Regions from separate parts of the Homo sapiens genome. Here region 1 is linked to region 2. The links are chromatin loops, found by intact Hi-C in ENCODE. Cell type or tissue: PC-3. All regions are shown on one strand. Region 1 overlaps ST6GALNAC5 (ST6 N-acetylgalactosaminide alpha-2,6-sialyltransferase 5). Region 2 overlaps ST6GALNAC5 (ST6 N-acetylgalactosaminide alpha-2,6-sialyltransferase 5).

The links. Hi-C counts contacts between places; a loop is a spot of excess contacts. Peaks named below come from ENCODE experiments on the same cell type or tissue, not always from the same donor. Only the 100,000 strongest peaks of a DNase experiment are listed, where the experiment ranks them.
Region 1: it touches region 2 in a loop (6-fold over the local background); 3 of 110 quality-filtered maps call a loop at or near these places.

What each region holds. Positions count from the first base shown.
Region 1 is chr1:77,029,779-77,033,778 of GRCh38, forward strand. All of the region lies in intron 2 of ST6GALNAC5 (ST6 N-acetylgalactosaminide alpha-2,6-sialyltransferase 5), which reads left to right. Among named protein-coding and RNA genes, the nearest start is that of MIR7156, 28 kb to the right of the region's middle. In PC-3, a CTCF peak has its summit at 1,661; a DNase peak (open chromatin) is centred at 1,703; H3K27ac peaks cover 1,756 bases.
Region 2 is chr1:76,898,920-76,902,919 of GRCh38, forward strand. All of the region lies in intron 2 of ST6GALNAC5 (ST6 N-acetylgalactosaminide alpha-2,6-sialyltransferase 5), which reads left to right. Among named protein-coding and RNA genes, the nearest start is that of ST6GALNAC5, 33 kb to the left of the region's middle. RefSeq lists an enhancer at 1,058-1,597. In PC-3, CTCF peaks have their summits at 2,433 (motif pointing right) and 2,637; a DNase peak (open chromatin) is centred at 2,432.

The sequences.
Region 1 (4,000 bases), 130 kb after region 2:
AAATGAGGCTTAAAACAACATAAGCACAGTCCCATTTAGCACCAAATCTTATTTGTCTAAATTATTGTTGAAGGTTCCAAATTGATTTTATACTTTCCTACCTAAGTGAACAAAACTTAATTTAAGCTTTTCTTGATGACTTAGGATCACCATTATGAATGTCATTTATGGGAATGCAGTGTGTTGTATACCAGCAGCTTTTGAGTGGTGTGGAAATGTTAGTTCCTGGGCTGAATGCCTCCTGAATTCTAGGCTGTTCCATTAAGTCTCTTCATTAACCTCTTGGGTCCCTTAGAATTTTTACAGTCACTGTGTATTCTCAATACCTCCCATTTCTATGTTTCTCTGCTTTCTGATTTCTCCTGCCATTTTTATTATTTACTAACCCATTCATGTAGGTTTTCTTTTTTCTTCTTTAAGACTCCCCAATCCTCTTTTCTTTCCAGTCCTTTCACTGATTTTGTTTTGCATATTATGGTGGAAAGAGCAGGCACACATGTGGGAGTGGCTTTGGCCTCAGCACTGACACTAGCTGTGCTGCAGAAACTATGACCTTGAGCAATTTAACCCCTGAGCCCCTGTTTCCTCAATATAAACTAAGGTGGTAATATGGATCTCACAGGCTTACATTGGGGTTAACTGAGATGCTAGTAATAGTATAAAAATTCATCTGTAAAAATTGATCGTCATTATGACTGTTATTTTGGCAGTTGGACCTGGTTTTTATTGTCGTCGTCAATAGAAATAGAAAGAGTCCATAGGACTCCAGGGAGTTGGAATCCAGACATGAACAGAGGAATAGCTAGAATACTCGAGACATCTCTATGGAGTGGACAGCTGAAGCCATGAGTCAGGCTCCTGAAAGTCTCCAAGAGGTTATAGATCTACTAATGTGCTTAAGCAGAATCTCAAGAAAGGTCTAATATAAATGGATGAAGCCATAAGAGGAATATCAAGAAAAGAAGACTGGATAAAAATATTCCCTGTTTCTAAGAAAAGAAGAAGTTTTCTAAACCTTGAAACTCTTTTAAGCTATCAATCCTATCTGCCACCATTCACTCCCAGCCTTCTTGAAGGAGCAGGGGGCCTCCATCTCTTCTTGCCAGGAATCTGCTTCTTGTATTTTACAATTCCTTGCCAAATCTGGGCAGAGTCAGCGGAGTGAAGGCAGTTGTGTCTGGGCAGTCTGCCTAAGAGTTTCCATTACATAAACAGTAGGTGCTTAATAACTTGCATTGTGCACATAAAAGGGAAAAAGAAGAAAATGTGATTTTTCACTGCTACAGAGTAAACCATTCTGTGGCCCCAGAGGATGCATCATGTTTAGCAAGATTAAAGCAGGTGGCAAAGTCCCTCCCCAGTGGGTACATCACAGCTAATGTCCATCAATGATTAGCAAATGAGTAGACGGTGCCTTTGTCAATAATCCTGTTTCTACCCTCATGCTTTATTTATTTAGCTAATGGCTGCCTAGCTGGTAGCTCATCAAGATGGTGTTTACTGAGCTTGGCAAAGTGAAAAATTATGATTTTGTTTACTCATGTGTTTCCAGCTGGGGTGCTGAGTTGTTATCCAGGCAGCTGATGACCGTTCTTCCACTCTCAGAGCCCCTAACACAGGCAGTTCAGTAAACAAACCATCAGCTTGAGAACCAGAGCATCAACACTGCCACAATCTGGTTATTTGCTACTTTGCAGTCGTCAGTGTCCAGAACCTCAAATGATGACTCATTCTGGAACCTCCCTTATACTTAGATAATAAAACAAATAGAAGTCAGGTTAAGTGTAATTGGTTTAGTTTGAGCTATTCAGTTGTTTATGAGAAAAATGAGTATTTGCTCCAAATTAAATATTTGATTTGGGATAGTTTTGTCTCTTGCTCTATACTCAAGCATGTAAAAATAGAATGGAAACCCAAACAGAAAACCTGGGAGAGACTATCACTCTGGAATGGTTCTCACACATGCACTAACTAATTTAGTTATTTGTACAGCAAATATATAGTGAGTACCTACTGTGTATTAGGTCCTGGGGATATTGTGGTGACTTAAACCCAACACAAACATGAACCTAGTTCTTCAGAACCTTGCAACTTTGTAGGAAAGAGAGACATTGAATCAGTGATTGTCAATATGATGAGAATTATAAAGGGAGAAACAGGGTGCTTCAGTAGTCTTGGAGTTTAGGGAAGGATCCTTGAGAAAGTGATGCTTTGAATGGGAGATGAAGGAGTTCCAAAAATCATAGACAGCGAAAGGCAGAGAGGGTAAGCTTAAATATTATTATTATCTCAGTTAAGTCACAAAATAACTCTGCGAGGTCAGTATTATTGCTCCGGTTTACAATTGAGGAGACTTGGGTTCCAGGGGAAGCACGTGCAAAGACCTGAGACCAGACTTTATGAATAGTGCCACTTGGAGCTACAAGGTCGAGCAAAGGCAGTGTGGCTGGAGTAGAGAGGAACCATGAGAGGCATGAGATACAGAGGGACTTGCCAAGGAGTTCCTAATTAAAAGTGCATTTTAGAAAGCCACTCTGGCTGGTATGGAGAATGGATTGAGGTGGATGTAGGAGGACTGGCTTAGAGGCATGGCAGTGACTGGGTGAAAAAGATAGTGAGTTGAACCAGGGGTGGAGTCAGGGGAAGCAACCTGCAGGAAGATAGAAATGATTAACGTCAACAGACATACAGGAGGTTGGGTCAGCAGGGTCAGTGAGTGGCTGGATATGAGGGGAGAGGCACTGACAGGTTATTCTACATGGCTCTCTTTATATCTGTAACAATTGAGCCATAATAATACTAATAGCTGCTCCTTACTGAGTGTCTACCATAGTCATTCTATAGATGAGAAAACTGAGACTGAGAGTAGGGAAGTACCTACCAATAGATGACTGAACTGAGATCTGAGCCCCAGCCTGACTCCCAAGCCAGTGCTCTCTCCACTCTAACACTGTATTTATGATTCTGGTCAATTCAATATTTTTCTCATTTGGTTGACTGAAACCTCAGATTTTTCCCCCAATGTAATTCAGCTATATATACGACTCCAAGTTCTCATAATTCTTTTGCATTTGACCATTAATTCTCAGTTATCTTCCAGATTTCGAGCCATGCTATGTTTATCTTCAGGCCATTTCAAACAGCAGAGGCCAGAGAAGCCAGTTTTGTGGAATCGGGCTTGTCGGGCCACATTAAATATCACCTCACTCTAATGAAAATGCAGGTTTTTGTTTGTTCTAATGAGCGCAGGGGGCCTTTATGTCCAATCTCTTCCTAGAGGAAGTAATTGCATACGAGTGACCTTTGAAGGAAATCACATCAGGGAGTTATTTGAAGGCACTGAGGTGAGCCAGTGCGTAACATCAACCAATGTACTAGCATTTCAGAAAAGAAACAAATAGGCCTGTCCCACTGACAACTCATCCATGCCCCCTTTGGACAGAGAAAAATCATCTACTGCTTGCTGAGAAAGTGAGGCACTGAGGCACAGAGATTTCTTTAACTATTTCTTGAACACCTACTGTATGCCATGCACTGTGCAGAATCGCTGCCTCATGGCACTCCTGTTTTAGTGGCAGGGAACAGACAATACAGAAATTTTTAAAAAGTTTAAATCATTAAAGATTTTGATAATTACCATGAAGGAAACAAATTGGATCATGAGAGGTGGTGAACTGTACCTCAACTTCCTCATCTAGTTAAAAAGGAGAGAATGGTGGAACTTGCCTCTTGGGGCTGTCTTCAGGACTAGGTTAGATAACGTATGTATTGGGCTCGGAAGAGGTCCTGGCACATTAGTTGAACACTTAGTCGTGTTATGTGGGGTAACATCGTTGTTATAGAATAAGTGGGGGAGGCAGTCAGGAAGGGCCTCCTGGAGGAGGTGACATTTAAGCTGAGACCTGAGCGATGAGGAGCCAAGCTTATGAACAACTGGGAAAGCAAAGGCTGGAGACCAGAGAAGGAATGCTTACTGTTTCCCAGGAACAGAAAGGAGAGG
Region 2 (4,000 bases):
TGGGACTGAGGGGACAGGTGGGAGGGAAACAAGGAAGATTTGGGATGAGTTGCATTGGGAACAGAGACTAGGGAGGGACTGATGTGTAAAAGAATGCCTGGACATCAGGCACCTCAGACCGTTTGCCTATTTTATGACAAAAATTATTTAGAACTTGTAGGGTGGAAAAATTGAAAGTGCCATTTTCTGGCTATTTGGAACTACTGTCGAGTTTGTATTGGGGTCAAGCGGCATTGCAGAAGAAAATAAGATGGTTAAATTTTAGGTCAGGTGAGAGTTGAAGAGGTTTTAAGTTCTTAAGAACACAGGCTAAGGGAGAAGAAGGAGGAATGGAAGGTGAAAGCTTGCCCATAGTGAAGGAGGCAAGCCCAGAGAAAAGACAGTAGAGACACAGAGAAGGGGTGGGGGTTTCTTGCCCTCCAGAAAAGCAGAGAAGGGGTCGGGGTGTGGAAATAAGGGGTTGGGGCACAGAGATAAGAGGTCAGGGCATGGAAATAAGGGATCGGGGCACAGAGATAAGAGGTCGGGGCACAGAAATAACGGATGGGGGCACAGAGACAAGAGGTTGGGGTTCCTGCCCCTCCCCCAGAAAAGCGGGACTTGCCGCTAAGGGTGAAGGACCAAGGCAGGCGTCCCTGCGTGGTCTGACACCACTGAAACCTGGGTGAATAATCAGAGAGGCATCCTTGCAATGATTAAACACCAAGGGACGGCTGCCTTCCCTAGTCCGTGACTGGTGCCGGAGTTTTGGGTCCACAGATAAAAGTGTCTCCTTTGTCTCTACCAGAAAATGAAAGGAATTGAAATTAAGAGAAGGGAGAGATTGAAGTGTGGCGCCAAGATTGAAAGAAGAAAGACGTTGAGGGATAGTGAGAGAGGTTGGAGAAGAGAGTAAAAAAGGCTGCTTATTGGATTTAAAATTGGTGAGATGTTCCTTGGGCTGGTTGGTCGGAGGACCAGAGGTTGTAGGTGGATCTTTCTCATGGAGCAAAATGCAGGAGGACAGGGGATTGATCTCCCAAGGGAGGTCCCCCGATCCAAGTCACGGCACCAAATTTCACTCGTGTCTGTGTGAAGAGACCACCAAACAGGCTTTGTGTGAGCAATACAGCTGTTTATTTCACCTGGGTGCAGGTGGGCTGAGTCTGAAAAGAGAGTCAGCGAAGGGAGATAAGGGTGGGGCTGTTTTATAGGATTTGGGTAGATAAAGGAAAATTACAGTCAAAGGGGGGTTGTTCTCTGGTGGGCAGAGTGGAGGTCACAAGGTGCTCAGTAGGGGAGATTTTGAGCCAGGATGAGCCAGGAGAAGGAATTTCACAAGACAATGTCATCAGTTAAGGCAGGAACAGGCCATTTTCACTTCTTTTGTGGTGGAATGTCATCAGTTAAGGCAGGAATCGGCCATCTGGATGTGTACGTGCAGGTCACAGGGGATATGATGGCTTAGATTGGGCTCAGAGGCCTGACATTATCATTCATAATAACCAGAACTTTATATTCTTAACTACAATTATTAAAGATTTTATAGGTTACAATACACTGGGATATACCTTTCTCAAAGAAACATTTAATGTTATCCCAGAATTAAAATATACTTTTGCAAAATAAAATGTTTATCAAGTCTGCCAAAAAGAGAGCCAATTATTTTGGTTTCTCTCTAGGATTTTAATAAATTCCTTTGATACCTAGTCAAAGCAGTTGAGCATCCTCACATTGAACAAAATGAAAGCAAGGAAGCGATCAATCTCATTTGAAAAGTGAACAAACATAAAAATCATTATCTTTTAAAATTTTTCATTTTTACATGTTGCAAAGAAGAATAACCTTTCTTATGTTTCTTGCATGTTTCTTATTTCCTCAGTAATTAAAAAATCATATTTAGATACATTTATTACTAGTGAATGCTTTTTCATAGTTTTAATCACATTGATTTGTTGAGAATTATCAGAAAACATAATTATTCAGATAAGGAATTGTGAACAGTCTTATGGATTAATACGTTCTCAGAACATCAGTGTTTTAGCAAATAAGATATTATTTACAGTGAGCACATTGTTAGCCTCACTAGATGTCAGTGTAGTTCTAAGTAAATATTTTATATAGTTCCTCAGTAGTGTTGAATGAGAAGATGTTTTGCTTTAGAACTTAAAGATTGAGAAGATGGAATAGTTGCAATAAGTGTTTGTGGTACATTAATTCCAACATCCTCCTCTGATGAAAACACATAATTGGTAAATTTATACACATCAACACAGGGCCAAAAAATAGTCCAAGGATGTAAATAATTATGGATTCATAGGATACATTGTGCTTCCTTAGTCACCAATGTATTTTCCGTACATTGAAAAGTCTTACTGTACATCACAACATGCTGGTCAGCCTTTTAGGGCTTTTCCCAATTGCAAAGGGAGCATGGTTACTCCTCCTGCCATGAGAGGGCAGCACTGAGATTGTCTCCAGCCCAGGAAGCAGTGGGCACTGTTTAGTATGGGTTAGCACCTAGGTTTTTATGTGGAAGCATTCAAGTCAGGCTGTGGTGATATATGTTCTCAGAGTCTACCATAGTATCATTTTAGTGCTTTTATTACAAGTCATCAAACACTGTATCTGAGAAACATGAGGATAAATTATGGTACATTCAAAAACTGCTGATAAATAGCAAAGAAGAGAACAGGGTACTTTGGGAATATAAGGCCTTTTGCGTGAGAAATGTTTTGTGCTAGCTATGAGTGAATTTTCTACAAGCAGAGAAGTTCCATTTGGTCCTCTGAACTGGTTAACATTTTCTTGATTCTTTGCTTAGTGTAGCAAATAAAATTCTGTTTATTCTTTTTGAGAGTTCCCAAAATATCTTTATTGATTTGGATTTTGCTTTTTCACTTTATTTTATAGTTGATTTTAAGTTTTTCTTGAGTGTGTTCATCAGATAGCCATATAAAATGGAACAATGCATTTGTAATAACAAATATTATACATGATATTTTTTTGGCCAGCCCAGTTGCACAGTCAACTGAGAAAGTGGAAGTTATCACTTTCCTCTTAATTCCTTTTACATATTTTTCCTCTGGATGAGAAAATGTTACTTTCTCATATCCAGAAAAGTGTTATAAAATGATACATTGAGATCATCTGATTCCCTCTTTATTGTGATTGTTTCTTTAAAAGAAAAAAAAGCAGAAAGGGGCCATGAACTTACAAAGAAAGTTTTAAAGAATACACCAAAAATTGTTAAAACAATAAATGAGTTCATCAAGGCTGCAGGGCACAAGATCAATACACAAAAATTAATTATATTTTTATATACTTGAAATAAATGATCTGAAAATGAAGGAAACAATTCTGTTTACAATAGCATCTAAAAGAATAAAATATTTAAGAATAACTATAACAAAAGAAGTGTAAAACTAATACTCTGAGAACTATAAAACATTACTGAAATAAATTACAGAAGATCTACATAAGTAGAAAAACAGCCCATGTTCATGGACAAGAAGATTTTAATCTTGTTAAGATAATAGTGCTCCTCAAATAGATCTAAAGATTCAGTACAATCTCTGTTGCAACTGGGATTCTCTAGGCCAGTTGACTTCTTTGTACAAATTGATGAGCTGATCCCAAAATTCATATGGAATTGCAGGGGACTCAGAATAGCCAAAACAATCTTTAAAAAGAAGAATAAGTTGAAGGCCTTTCAAATTTCATAACTTCCCAATTTCAAAACTTACAATAAAGTGACGATAATCAAACATATGTTACTAACATAGGGATAAACATATAGATTAGTGGGATAGAATTGAGAGTCTACAAATAAATCTATATGTCTTTGGTCACCCGAATTTAACAAGGGCACCATGGTTATTCAATAAAGAATATTTTTTAAACAAATGGTGCTAGGATGATTGTATATCCACATGTAAAACAATGAAATTGGGCCCTTACCTCACACAATATAGAAAAATTAACTCAAAGCAGATCAAAGATGTAAATCTAAGATGTATGT